Regions from separate parts of the Mus musculus genome. Here region 1 is linked to region 2. The links are chromatin contacts, found by Hi-C or POLR2A ChIA-PET in ENCODE. All regions are on one chromosome and are shown on one strand. Each heading gives the region's core, a stretch centred on a gene start or an enhancer-like site at or near the end of the contact. The rest is flanking DNA. Distances are from core to core; before and after follow the strand shown.

What was found. A loop is a pair of places that touch in the nucleus more often than their neighbours do. ChIA-PET counts read pairs that join two places held with the same protein, here RNA polymerase II (POLR2A).
Region 1: a loop to region 2 is called in a map of Patski, with 3 times the contacts of the local background. The contact joins the promoter of Polg here to the promoter of Isg20 in region 2. A Hi-C loop is called at or near these places in 1 of 37 maps with a recorded cell type or tissue (Patski). POLR2A ChIA-PET finds 5 or more read pairs at or near these places in 1 of 5 experiments (Patski).

What each region holds. Positions count from the first base shown.
Region 1 is chr7:79,461,473-79,468,598 of GRCm38, reverse strand. Polg (polymerase (DNA directed), gamma) reads left to right here and starts at 2,326. Exons shown (of 23, transcript NM_017462.3): 1 at 2,326-2,529; 2 at 3,228-3,995; 3 at 6,706-6,901. The coding sequence starts at 3,388. n-TRtcg5 (a tRNA gene) reads right to left here and starts at 2,180; the gene lies at 2,108-2,180.
Region 2 is chr7:78,911,282-78,917,894 of GRCm38, reverse strand. It overlaps Isg20 (interferon-stimulated protein), which reads right to left and starts at 4,130. Exons shown (of 4, transcript NM_020583.5): 1 at 3,853-4,130; 2 at 3,321-3,573; 3 at 1,162-1,362. The coding sequence starts at 3,548.

The DNA.
Region 1 (7,126 bases), core at 1,077-3,576, 550 kb before region 2:
CTAGTTGGTGGACTCACTAACTTCCAAAGGAACGAGGCTGAACACACACCTACAACACTATACCATGTAACCATGTCATCTTTAATAACTCCAGGAGTTTGGCCCTGTTATGGGTTTTACAGAGGCTCAAAGATCCTAGCAGGAAGATTTCTCTGTGTGAGAGTGGACCTGGTCTACATAATGAGCTCCAGGCCAGCCAGGGCTGCATAGTGAGACCTGGCCTCAAAAATAAACAAATATAAAACTCCTCAGGCAACCCCCACCCCCAAAACAGACACACTCAGCAGGAGCCAGAGACAGGAGACAGAGATTATTTGAGGCATGCTGGAGGTGGGGTGGGGGAAGATCAGTTAATAGGGTATTTGTTTCTTTGTGGGTCAGATGTCAATTTAACACAGGCATGTGTATGTGGAGACCAGAGGTCAGCCTTGGATGTTTGTTTCTCAGGACTTGTTTATCTTGCCTTCTGAAACCAGGCCTCTCATGGGGACCCAGATTTTGCTGATTAGATCGGGTGATCTGTGAGTCTCTGGGTGTGGCAGCCCCCCCCCCCCCCGCGTACCCCCCCCCTCACGTATTCCCTCCCTTCACGGCTTCAGGTAGGTGCTCGCTCTTGCAAGCCATGCTCTTCCCCCCACTGAGCTATTCCCACAGCCCAGGGGAGGGCTCCAACACAGCGTTCTGGGGTTGAAGATGTGCATCACTGCTTCCTGATGATGCGGGGTTTGTTAGTCCATTAAATCGCAGTTTCTAGGCTCTTCCTCGCAGCTACCGCTCTTTGAAACTCCAATGGCTGCAATCAAAGTTTTGAAAAATTTACAGCGAGTATAACACCGTTGAGAACAAGGCACGGGTATGGCTAGCGCCACGTGGCAGCTTGCCTAGGCTCACAGATGAAGAGAACACTGAATTTCAGTAGGAGACTATGAAATAAAAATGAAATTGTTTTTCCTGCTCGGAGGCTTCCTGAGTTAAGAGCCTCTCCTTTTTCACCTTATAGCAAAATAAACTGAGCAAAGTTATGTAAAAGCAAGAAGAATCACAAAATAAGGAATCTCTTATCTAGTTGACTCTGGTTTGTGTGTGTATATATATAAAACTGATAACCAACCAATCAAACAAACAAAAATCACTTTATGTCTATTAAGTACATCTAGAAAAATGTATAAGAATGTCTCAGCTGGAGAGCTAGATTGTGGATATTTGTAGTTCAAGCACTGAGGCGGGAGGGCAGCCAGGGCTACCGCGTAAGTTCTAAGTTACAATGTGAGACCTCATCGTTAAAAACAAACAAACAAGCAAACAGGCCGACAGACAGACAGACAAAAGAGGGGGAAGAAACTAAGAAAAGGAGAAAGGAGAAGGGTTCTGTATGAGTCCCTGCCGCTGCTAGTGACAGGAAAAGCGGATAGAGGAGCGACTCCTGAAAAAAGTCAAAGACCCTCTCTCCTGTACACAGTTCTCAGCGTCCGGGTGGTCTCGCTGGTTGGAAGTGGGGGCTGCCGTTCAGCGCGGTCCGAATTTTTTCCCTAATCAGCTGCTTGTGCCCCCTAGTCTGCCTGAAGCAATCCTGATCTTTTCTTTCCTCGTACGGGACTCTCGACTTGAATCCCTGGGTCCCAGTTATTCACCCAGGCCATATTCGCCTGACCCTTTGCAGCTGACCCTCTACGGAGAGCTGGGAGCAGAAACAACCGGAGCAACGGGAGGTGGACCCAGAGATTGACAGATCTCTGAAGCGGGACGTGCTTCAGCTGTGCCCGGTGGGCGCGACCAATCGGACTCAACAGCATCAACCCCCAGCATCATTGTCCGGGATAGGAGGGAGGAGACTCCATCGAGGCTTAGCCTTTGCGGTCCATAGGTGACAAATCTAGACTTCGGACGGCACGTGCTCCGTTTGCTCCACTCTCCATCCGGGACAAGGCTCTCGACCGCTGTCACCGTTTAAGCAATGTGTCACCCTGACAGTTGTTTGCTCAGATCCTTGAGTTCCAAGAATTAAGTTTAGACTAGAAGTTGGTCATAACCACTACGGTCAATTTCGCTTTATTTCCAAAGGGAATCTTGGGATTAACAAACTGACAGATAAAAACAACATACAAGTCGACCGCGGCAGGACTCGAACCTGCAATCTTCTGATCCGAAGTCAGACGCCTTATCCATTAGGCCACGCGGCCGCCAGCGAGAAGGTGCCTTTACTTAGCTTAAAGCGTGTAGCCGCCTTCAGGCTCGCGTCAGACTGGTCTATCTTTTCCGTGGGGAGGGAAGTAGCGGAGGACCTCACCCGGAAGTCCCTCTGCACCCCCGCGGGCGGGCGGCTCCATTGGCGGCGCTCTTATTGGACGCTCGGGGGAGTCTCCCGCCTGCCTCTGGGTAGCCGCGGGACCCAGTTCGCGCAGACGGGAAGTTGCGGCTGCTCCCGAGACCGCACGCCACCCTGAGGCTGCGTGGGCCGCGCGCCGCGGACGCCGCGTCGTCGCCGGGGCTGTGGGCTGCCGCAGAACGGGAAGCGCGAAGCGGACCGAGGTTTCCGGCGGGCTCGGCAGGGGGAGGGCCGGGCGCGGCTGCTCCCTCTCCACTCGGGAAGCCGGGCCGGGAGCAGGGCGGCGGCTGCGGCGGGGACCCTGTGTCCCGGCGTGCGGGGGTGGCCGCCGACGCCCCGACCAGGGCGCCCTAGGCCCGCCCGGGTGTGGGTGCGGACCCCGAGGCTGTGGCTCGTTCGGCGGGTTTCGAAGTTGGGGCGCTAGGCCCTCGGGCCGCCGGCGGGGTGGGACTGGCAACTGCTGTCTGCCGAGCGCCTACTGGGGTTAGGGCCACTCGACGAGCGCGCCCTCTGCCACTCTTACAGCAGTGGCCCGTGGCTCTAGAGTTCTTAACCCCATTTTACAGAGGAGGAGGTCGGGGCCTAAGGAGCTGGGCCAAGGTCACGCAGTTGGAGAGCCAGAACCCTGGTCTGTCTGCGTCTCCCCATTTCAGCATCTCCAGCGGCTTCTCCCAAGTTAACTGCCGAGCCGGTGTGGCCCTGTCCTCGGGAGGGGGCAGTGCCATTTCTTAAGGTTGTTGGAGGCGTAACAGAAAAATGTCCCTACTCCGCTCTGGCCTTTTGGCTAAGATCAAGTGGAGAAAATGCTTGTTTGGCACGCAGCAGATGTTTGTTGCGGGATAAGCGGTTTGTTCAAGTCCGTGACACTTGTAATAACACTTTTATCGTCTGTCTCCTTTAGGACTTGTGTGAGGAAGGCAGGCATGGTGAGACCTATTTCACTGACAGGAGCACAGAGAGGGGACGCGTCTCTCTCTGAGTCTTTCGGCCACTAAAAGCAGTCAAGCTGGAGCCCAAAGCCCGGTGCCCCGACTCACAGCGGGGGGCTCCCTGCACCAACCATGAGCCGCCTGCTCTGGAAGAAGGTGGCTGGCGCCAAGGTCGCCTCAGGGCCAGTACCAGCAACCGCGCGCTGGGTCTCCAGCTCCGTCCTCGACCCCGTCCCCAGCGACGGGCGGCCGCCGTCGCAAATGCCCTCCTCCGAGAATGGGCAGCTGCGGCTCAACCCTCTGCTCATCCAGATGTTGTCGAGAGGCCTGCACGAGCAGATCTTCGGGTGCGGCGGGGAAATGCCCGACGAGGCCGCGGTGCAGCGCAGCGTAGAGCACCTGCAGAAGCACGGGCTCTGGGGGCAGCCGGCCACGCCCTTGCCAGACGTGGAGCTGCGCCTGCCCCGGCTCTTCGGGGGCAACCTGGACCAGCACTTCCGCCTCCTGGCCCAGAAGCAGAGCCTGCCTTACTTGGAGGCGGCCGCCTCGTTATTGGAGGCCCAATTGCCCCCCGAGCCCAAGAGCTGGGCCTGGGCGGAGGGCTGGACCCGGTACGGCCCCGAGGGGGAGGCCGAACCCGTGGCCATCCCCGAGGAGCGGGCCCTGGTGTTCGACGTGGAGGTCTGCTTGGCAGAGGGAACCTGCCCCACTTTGGCGGTGGCCATATCCCCCTCGGCCTGGTAAGTCGGGGGTTAGCAACAGGGGACTACCGTTTGTAGGGGGCCCAGCTTAATGGTTTGGTTCGGAGAACATTTTCTGAGTTCCCTCTGTGTGCAGGTTACTCAACCTGCTTAATCCTGCTTCTGTGAGGCTCGCTATGGTGGGAAGGTGCATAGGCTCCAGGCAACACCCAAGCGCATATCAGGGCCCATTCGGAGGATACCGTGTTGTGTTTGAGACAGACTGAGAGACCATTTAAGATGACCACGAGTTTGTGCCTCAATCCTGACCCCCAAGAAGCTTCCGTGAGAAGTTAGTCTGAAAAGCCATTTGTCCCGTGTTTGGTTTTGGGAGTGCCGACGGTTAGTTTGCACAGGAAGGTGTTCCTGAGGTGGGATTGCTCTAGGCGGTTTACAGTGCTCACATCCCCAGTGTCTTCCGTAAATGCCAGATCTTTCCGAATGCCCGTGAAGGTAGCCTAGTCTTGCCCACCCCCCAGCCAAGAATTAGTACTTCCTCCTAAGTAGAGATTTTGGTCTCAAAGAAGTATATCCAGTCTCTTCCTTTTCTTTTTAAATAACTTTCTAAGTGCTACCCAGGTTTCTTTTTCAAGCAATGATGGCAGTACTGTTTCTCCCCCTTTTTATTCTTCTTCGTTCCAGGATTAAAATACTATTTACAGCCTTAATGCTTTCAGGCATGGCCAGCAAAAAAAAAAAAAAAAAAAAAAAAAAAAGTTGGCAGTTTCTTTATTCCTATTGGAAGCTCCATCTTTGTAAAGAAAGCTGCGAAATGTTATATATGCAGTTGAAAATGGTGAAAGCATGGCTAAATAGCTAAGGTAGGCACTCCTGGCTGGAACGAGCGCATCTAGATGGTTTCGTCCTCGGTGACTTAGTTGAAGCTGAGATAAGAAGCACAGGGCTCATGTGACGTGGTGGCCAGAGTCCAGGGGAACAGCAAGCCATCGTCTGAAAAGATAGAGCAGGTTTGGGTGGCTGGACGGAAGCAGTGCCCATGAGGTTTTTGGTCAGTTGGGCATTTTTGGACAGGTCAAGTCCCTGTTCTTCCTTTCCACCTTTCCATCTTCCTCACTTCTCTCTCCTTCCCATTCTGCCTCCATTCTCATTCCATTCTGTCAGTGGGCCTGGGGGCACCACAGAGTCTGCCTGACTGCAGAAGCCAGTGCTGAGGTCTGGGCTTGCGCGAAGACCTTTCTCCTTGTCATGTGACTGTTATAGCTGTGGACAGCATGTCCACGTTACCTGCCACCCGGGTGTATAACCTGACCAGCACACAGCCTGTAGGAGTGGGGCAGACAGCTGGGCCTCCCAGAAGGTAGCTTCCAGAAGGCTTGTGGTAAGGGCTTTAATCAGTCACTTGCCTGAAGGGAGATCACCCAGGCCCTTGGCGTTTGGGAGTCTAAGGAGAACTTCATTCAGCATTGATAACATGGATTCCAGCTGATCTGAAGTTTGGCTCTCCTTTTTTTTTTTTTTTTTTAATCATACCTAAGTTTATATTAAGATGGCTTCATACACAGCTGCAGGCTTGTGTCTAGACACCAGTTTGACTTCTGTTAACTGAAGTTCTTGTCATTGTCATAGCTTCAAGTATGTAGCATTCTTTTTTTTTTTTTTTTTTTTTTTTTTTTTTAAAGATTTATTTATTTATTATATGTAAGTACACTGTAGCTGTCTTCAGACACTCCAGAAGAAGGAGTCAGATCTTGTTACGGATGGTTGTGAGCCACCATGTGGTTGCTGGGATTTGAACTCTGGACCTTCGGAAGAGCAGTCGGGTGCTCTAACCCACTGAGCCATCTCACCAGCCCGTATGTAGCATTCTTGAGCCCTTGCTTCTGTTGTTACAAAGGACTTTGACAGGCTGGGGTCAGAGGAAGGCTCCAGCGTGGGTGCTTTATGTAGTCCCACCATGGAGTACGCACTAGAGTTTGCCAGATTTAAAGCAGCGAGTTTTTCAGTTGGAAACTTGAGGCAGATCACTCCTGTGTTCCTTAAAGGTTGGAGGGAGCTCTGTCAGAGCTGTACTGTCCACTGTGTGGCCTCAGGCCTTTGGAAGTGTGCGTGGCTTGGGGCAGGTCTCCGTTAGCGGCCACTCTCCTCACTTTGGGGTCTTGAGCAGACTAGCCTTCTCCTGAGTCAGTCAGGCCTTGCAAACAGCACTCATCTGTCTCTTCCACACCCACTGTGGCACGTGTGCATACATTCTCATCTTGGCGCTCGCTCTCACTGAGGTGGTTGCTCCTGTGCATGATTTATTTGTCCTTCGGAGTCTTTGCAGCCCTCAGCCAATTCACACTCTGTGTATGCAGCATTTGTCTTTCTAAAAAAATTTTTTTTTCCACTTTAAATTCTCCACTTTGGGTTGTATCACCAGCCATCTCCTTAATTAGCACTTGGCATACTAGCTGTTTTGTGCTTAAAGACACAAGGGGTTGGTCCTATTCGTAAAGGTCTCAGAGCTTGCTGCATACCCAGTGGGCCCACACACCTTCCTGCCCATGGCACCCAGTCATAGCCGTTAGCTCTGTTAATCTGTGGGAGGCGAATAGTAAAGGGGCTGTGTCATTTCTCTCCTCAATGATACCCTGACTTCTGTGACAGTGAGTGGCGTGAGGAGCAGCCCTTGGGGACCTGGCATGTGTGGGTGGTGTGGAATAGAAGTCTAGTCCTTCGTGGTAACCCTGTCCACTCTTGCCTCTTTCAGGTATTCCTGGTGCAGCCGGCGGCTGGTGGAAGAGCGTTACTCTTGGACCAGCCAGCTATCGCCGGCTGACCTAATCCCTTTGGGGGGCTCCACTAGTGCCAGCAGCTCCACCAAGCAGGATGGGCAGGAACAGTTAGTGGTGGGGCACAATGTTTCCTTTGACCGAGCCCATATCAGGGAACAGTATCTGATTCAGGTAAGGTTTGTGGGAATGGAGTGCTGTAACATAAGGTGGGCCAAAAGCCCTGTCACCTTTGCTAGGAAAAGCCTCGCTTTCTCCGTGACTGTTTCCACCCCCTTTCCAGCATTGCTGGGACGTCTGTTGACCAGCTTTGCTTGATCTCTGCTCAGCTGCTGATCTCCAGAACAGACTTACAACACACTAGCATGGTGTTTGAAACTGTTGTGGCAGATGACTCCT
Region 2 (6,613 bases), core at 2,881-5,380:
ATACCAGTATTCAGAAGGCTGAGGGAGAAGGATTATGAATTTACCAACATAAGGCCACATAGCCAGAGCCTACTGTAAGAGAACAAAGGCTGACTAGGGATGTAGTTCACAGTAGGGTACTTGCTCCACGTGTTAAGTTCAAAGCTCTGGGTCTGATTCCCCCAGTGCTGAAAATAAAATTAAAAAACAAAACAAAACACAACCACAACAAAAACAAAAACAAAAACAGCTGAACAGTGCTGGCTTACACCTTTAAATCCCAGCCCTCAGGAGGCAGAGATAGGCAGATCTCTGTAAGTTCGAGGCCAGCCTGATCTACAGAGAGAGTTCCAGGATAGCCAGGACTACACAAAGAACCCTTGTCTTGAAAACCAAAGCCAAAACAAAAGAAACTTGTTGACCAGGAGAGCCCTTGTGTAGTGTTTGTCCCCCACCCAAGGTTCTTCTTTCTTGGGTGAGGGTGAGTCCCATGCCACATGCCAAGGAGGTGGCACCCAGGAACAGCAATGATTGATCCAGGGCAGGAACGCCCAGCTGTCAGGTCACTACGGCCATGGGAGATGCAGGCTTTCCGTCACTTCCCTGTAAGGAGGGCAGCTGCCATGGCATCAGTCTCGTGATGCCCAGGGTTTAAACCAAGGAGTCTAAACCAGGGGCTCTCTCCTTTCCCTTCCCTATGGGTGCTCCTGGAGCACCTCACAAAGAGGCTTCCTGAGTTCCTTTCCCGGGCTCTGGTCTCCTGCAGGCAAAGACACATCACACATACAAGCATCCAGTCTCTGGGGAGTGGAGGGAAGAGTCTTGGGGGTCACACATCTGCACTGCGAATCCTCACGTGTTGGTGTGGCGTCCTGGAGGATGGATGAGGCCTAGAGCCAGCAGGCTGCAGAGGTTCCTTACCTGGAGCCAGCTTAGGCAGGTGGGACTGATCTGCCCTTGGGAGGAGTGGGAGTGTGGGGAGGAGGGAGAGGAAGACCCTCACTTTTAGAAGCAAGGAAGGAGAGGGAGGACTAAGGAAGAAAGGAGGAGAACTCCTTGCTTGGAGGAGTAGGAGAGGAAGGAGAAAGAGAAAGAGCATCTGAGTGGGAAGAGGGAGAACGAGAGGGAGGAGGGAGAAGAGAGAGAGACAAGAAGGGTCATGGGGGCCGGGAGACTCCTCACCTGGATGTTCTTGTGTAGCAGGCGCTTACACAGCAGCCTCAGGGACACTCGGCTGTAGTACTGCAGCTTGGCCTCATGCCACAGCAGCCTGTCTGTGGACGTGTCATAGATGGTGTACTTGCTCATATCCTCCTTCAGGGCATTGAAGTCGTGCTTCAGGTCATGGCCCACCACCAGCTTGCCTTTCAGAAGCTGCAGGATCTGTCCAGAAAGACATGGACACATGTCCACCCTGGGTGCTCCAGGTGGGGTACCCCCCCCCCTTCCCCAGAGTCATGAAGCTAGCTGGCCACTCCTGGGGTCGCTAATTGGCCTTGGGCAAGTCCTCCTCCCTCATTGGAGGGAAGCAAGGTCCAAAGCTCTTCTCAAAGCAGTCTTAGTGTGTGAGGCTCCCTACCCTGGCTTGCTCCCATGGCTCATGGGATGGGGCCTACAAGGATAAACAGCACATAGACTATGTCCTTTAATCTCCTTGGCAACTCCGCTGTGGCAGGGCAAGCAATGACCTCCCAAACGTTATCCAGAACCCTCTGAGGAGAATCTGTGATCCCTGGATCAGGGATGAGGGTGTGGGTAGGGCTAAGGTGCATGTGGAACTTAAATTGTTAGCCAGATGGTAATACTTAAAGAGGGGGAATTTTACACTGGGATTGTAGCTCATCGGGAAAGTTATAAGATCCAATCCCTAACACTGGACAAAGAGGACAAGAGGGCTCCAGAACAGATCCCCATTAGCACAGGGCCCTTATTTTTGAAGACTAGGGGTTCTTCATGAAAAGAAGTTGTGGGCTGTTGGTCATTCTGAATATGGAGAAAGGACTAAGGCCAAGGGGCTCCAGCACCCCCAGAAGCTGGTAAGGAGCCTGAGGAGCCAGCCTTGCAGACCCCTTAAGTTTAGTCCCACTAGGCCCAGGTTGGACTTCTGAAATGAAGAACGGTAAGATAACAAGTCCACATTGTCTTAACATATGAAGTTGGTGGGTCTGTTCAGTGGCTACAAAAACTAGCTCCGTTAGGAAGGAGGCTGGACTTACCAGGATTCTACAAAAGAGAGCAACAGAAACACACAGGAGCCAATGACTTTGCCCAAAGTGTCTCTGACCATTTTAAATATTTGCAAATTCTTTCATAGTCCTCTTTAAAGATTAATAACTAAGGCTGGAGTGTGGCTCAACTGGCAGAGTGCTTGCCTAGCATTGGAGGACCTAGCGTCTGGCCCATATAAACCGGGTACCATGACACATGCCTGTAAACCCCAGAATTTGGGGCAGATAGAGGCAGGAGGATCAAAGCCAGCCTGAGCGACATGGGACCCTATCTTAACAGCAAGCAAACAAATGATGGGGAATGGAACTCCCGGGGCTGGGGAAGCCCTGAAGGAAAGTCATACACAGAAATAAGCCCAGAAAATCCCATACGGCAGGCAAATAAACTTACACATAACTCCTGCCCACTGGCCCTGGCACACTGCCCCTCTACCTATCCCTCCCAGAGCGCACATGCACAAGTGTGACAAGTGCTACTAGTGTTTGGGCAATCTGGGGGGTGGGGGGCGGTTTGCTAAGCACCATCAGGGTACTGGGATTTCCACCCAGTGGGCAGTAGCAGAGCCTGGCTGCTTGCCACACAGCGGATGAGCAAGCCTGATCTATCTGGCGGCCCAGTGGGAGGATGGGCAGCCCTTAGAGTGCTCAGCTCCGTGTCCTACATGTCTGGAAGACATGGACACAAGGTTAAAGGGTAAGAACCTCGGGCCTCAGTGGCCCAGAGCACGCAGTCTGGGAACACAGTCTCCTTCAGCCCAGGAGCCTCTGGCCTCTGAGTCAGAGCCAGCTCAGCCTCAGAACCTCATTTCACAGGCTCACCAGAGCAGTGCGATGTAGAAGAGAAGGAACATCAGGTGGGACTCAATGTCCCCATCATAAGACCGGAAAGTTGGACCAGAAAGATGCCCTGAAAACAGCTGCAGATGGGAGCCTAAGATTCTCTGGTGGTGGGGAGACTAACTTAGTTGAGGGCTGTGATAGGGAGACCCAGAGTCCTTCCCTCCCTCAAATATGTGAGAAATTCCTCATGGGAGAGTCACAGACCACAGACCCTAGGAAGGAGCTGAGGTGGAAGGACAAATGTGCCTCGACTCCTGCTCCTTCTTCACTTACCTCTAGCCTGGCTTCACCAAATGGCGTGGCCCTCACCATGTGCTGAGGCGTGACCCCGCTGACTTGGGTTCTGTAGTCCGTGATCTCTCCCTCGGGTCGGATGTACTTGTCATACAGGACTGCGCCATGGATGTTCACAATGCTGCAGCGGGCGAGGCCACTCACCCTTTGAGGCCCAAGCCCCACCATCTCACAGTCCATGGCCACCACCTCTGGGATGCCTGCCATGCTCCTTGGCGACCCTCAGAAAGCCCTGGAGGATGGGGAGGTGGGGGGTGGGGGAGAGCCAGGCTGTCAGTCAAGAACCAACAGCCCTCCAGGCATCCTGGGCCACCACCCTGCCAAACTACACCCTGAGCCCTGCCCATTATCTCCAGTGCCACCTGGCAACAGAAGCTGGCCTCTTGCCAGCCTTCAGCTTCTGTGTGCTATAGGTCCCAGAGCTTGCTGGTCCTGTCTGGCTGTCCCACCTCGAAGCCCCCTCCCATTGCCTCCCAGTTTGGGCAGCTATGTGGTTGGTACCTGCTCTCACCTGTCTCAGTGCCCTGGGTTCTCTTCTGCCCCTCTGTTTCCACTTCTCGGCTACTTCAGTCACTTTGGGAAGTGACTCATCTCTAACGGGGAGCCTGCCTGTTTTAGTTTCAGTTTCTGGTTCATTATCAAGGGAAGTTGAGGAGTGGGGGCAGGCCTTGTAGCCTGGGCTGTTCCATCTCCTCAAGGCTGGCCAGGTAAGGGGGCTGGCAGGTTGAGTCAGGGCTGGTGGCCGCGTCAGGCTGTCCCTCCTCTGGCCCTGCCCTACTCCTCCCTTTCGGATGACGTGTCTGACGTGGACGGAGTGGATTGCAACATCTTTCTTTGCTTTTCTCACCCTCCACCCAGAGAATAAACATCTCCGGGATTGGAGCCTGGGGAAGGTCCCACAACTTCTGGGACCTGCTGTCAGTGTGCTACCCTGGGAGGTTTTCTGAGGACAGAGCAAGCAGTTCTTGAGATGCTGGTACCATTAACTGGGAAGGGCAGCAAGGGGTTGGGGGAGGAGGAGGGTCTAGTCCTTGGTGCCTCATTGGGCAGAGACTCTACCTGGGAGAGTTGACAAACAGCAGCAGACCTTTAGAGGGCCTCAAGCCAGGCTGTTCTTCCTCCTGGGTTCTAGTCTCCTGGGCTGGGACTTAGAATCCTTAGAGTGATACCTATTATTAGGTCCAAAAGGAAAAATTCCAAGAACCCTCCCCAGCCCCCTGAAATAAAGGGCAGGCCCACTGTCTTTGTCCAAAATGACAGTCTGGCCCGCAGCTCAAGCTGGACTATAGGGTTTCTTGTGTATAGCTCAAAGTTCTCACAAAGAGTTCCTCAGAAACCTGTCAGAACAGTTCTGTGGGTCCACATGACAGCCCATGCTAGCCTGCAGACTCCTTCACATGACACATGTTCACATGTACCTGTTCTGCACTGGCCTTCTGACCCCTCTCACCTCCCTGACTCCTCCGCTCTGCTAGCTCCCAGGCCCTTCCACCTCAGCCCCGTCCGTTTTCCTTAAAACCAGCAATATCCCCACTCTACCCCCTGCCGCTCTTACTATTCTCTTCTCTAGCTCCCCACTCCTATTTTCTCTGCTCCTGAGAGATGGTCCTGTCCATGGGCAGGCAGTCTGCTGCTTTTCCTCTCTGCTCTGGACTCTTCTGGATGCCCCTGGCTGGTCTCTCATAGCGACAAGAAAACTCCTCCCCTGAATCATGGAGCCCCTGTTGCTTATTCCTAACACGCAGGGAACGTTCAGTATTCTAATAAACAAACTGAGGTATGCGCGGATCAGAAACAGACTCAGCTTTCTAAGAGGGGAGCGCTTGCAGAACACACCAGAGAGAGAGAGGCCAAAGGAAGAATATATATGGATCTGCATTCGCTTTGCCACTCGGGGAGATAAAACACAGAGGCGCTAGGCTATGTTCCTTTCTCTCCGCTGGGGTGCGGGGCTTGTGGGTCATACCGCTCAGGGGAGAGGAAATGAAACCTAAGATAGGGGCCCCAGTTCATTGTCACTGGGTCGGAAACTGTGGTTCTCAAACTCCTGGGCATGGAAACCCCAAGAGTTGAAGGGATGAGGGTGGGGTGGGGCTAAAAACAGGGAATCCGGCTTAGTTTCAGACCTGCTTCGGAGACTTGAGCACTGCTCTGTAGGACAAAGGCTTGCCCCCCGGGGCGGTCCTTGAAGGAAACAGCCATTGCTTGTCCAAACTGCTTATTCACGGTGGATGTTAGGAATGCCTCATTGGCTCGTGGAAGGACCTCAGCTGTTGTCCCTACGTGACTGATTGTCACAGTCCTCTCAATGGAGTGTCATGGTCCACTCCACCGGAGTCAAGAGTAGATTTAAATGCCTACGGGTCTCAAATGCCAGAATTGCTGGGGTTCCTGATTCTTCTCCACCTTACCAGATTTTCTGTGTGGTGACACGGTCCACTATCCAACATAGTCTATATATGCCCAGATCTATAGAGAATAACAGTTCTCAACCCAGTGAGACATCACAAAGACTTGGATAAGAACTTCCAAGGGTGTAGTTCAGCTTGTTTAGCATGCAAGAAGCCCCACACTCGATGTCCAGTGCCTCATTAACCAGATATAGTGGTTTAGCTTGTAATCCTGACACACCATCTGATGGCCATAGGAAAATCAGGAGTTTCAAGACATCCTTAGTCACACAGCAAATTCAAGTCTAATCTGGACTCAGAGGCAGTTGTCATCTGTCCCACTGTCCCTTCCTTCCAGTCTCTTTCACACCCTCCTTGAACTATGGCTTCTTCTAGTTTCTACCCAAGCTCTGGCCTTGCTCTGGGCCTGTGTCTGTTGATTCTTCTCAGGCCCAGAGGTCTCAGATGCCTCCTTCAGACCAGGTTAACCATCCATCTCCCCAGGGCCAGGACCAGTGACTACCCTCTAGTGGTTCTCAACTGTCCTAATGCTACAACCATTTAGTACACTTCCTCATGTTGTGGTGACCCCCCCCCCCCATGAAATAATTTTTTGTTGCTACTTTGTAACTCTAATTTTGCAACTGCTATGAATTGTGCTGTAAACATCTGATATGCAGGATATCAGAGATGCGACCCCTATGAAAGGCTCATTTGACCCCCAAAGGGGTCACGACCCACAGGCTGAGAACCATCAGGCTAGAGGAACCAGTTAGGTTCCCACTCTAGAGCACTACGAGGGCACCTTCCCACGTGTTCATGTCTCAGGGTTTGGCAGTTGCTGCCCTGTTTGAAAAGTTGCTTTTCTGGGAGAAAAATTTT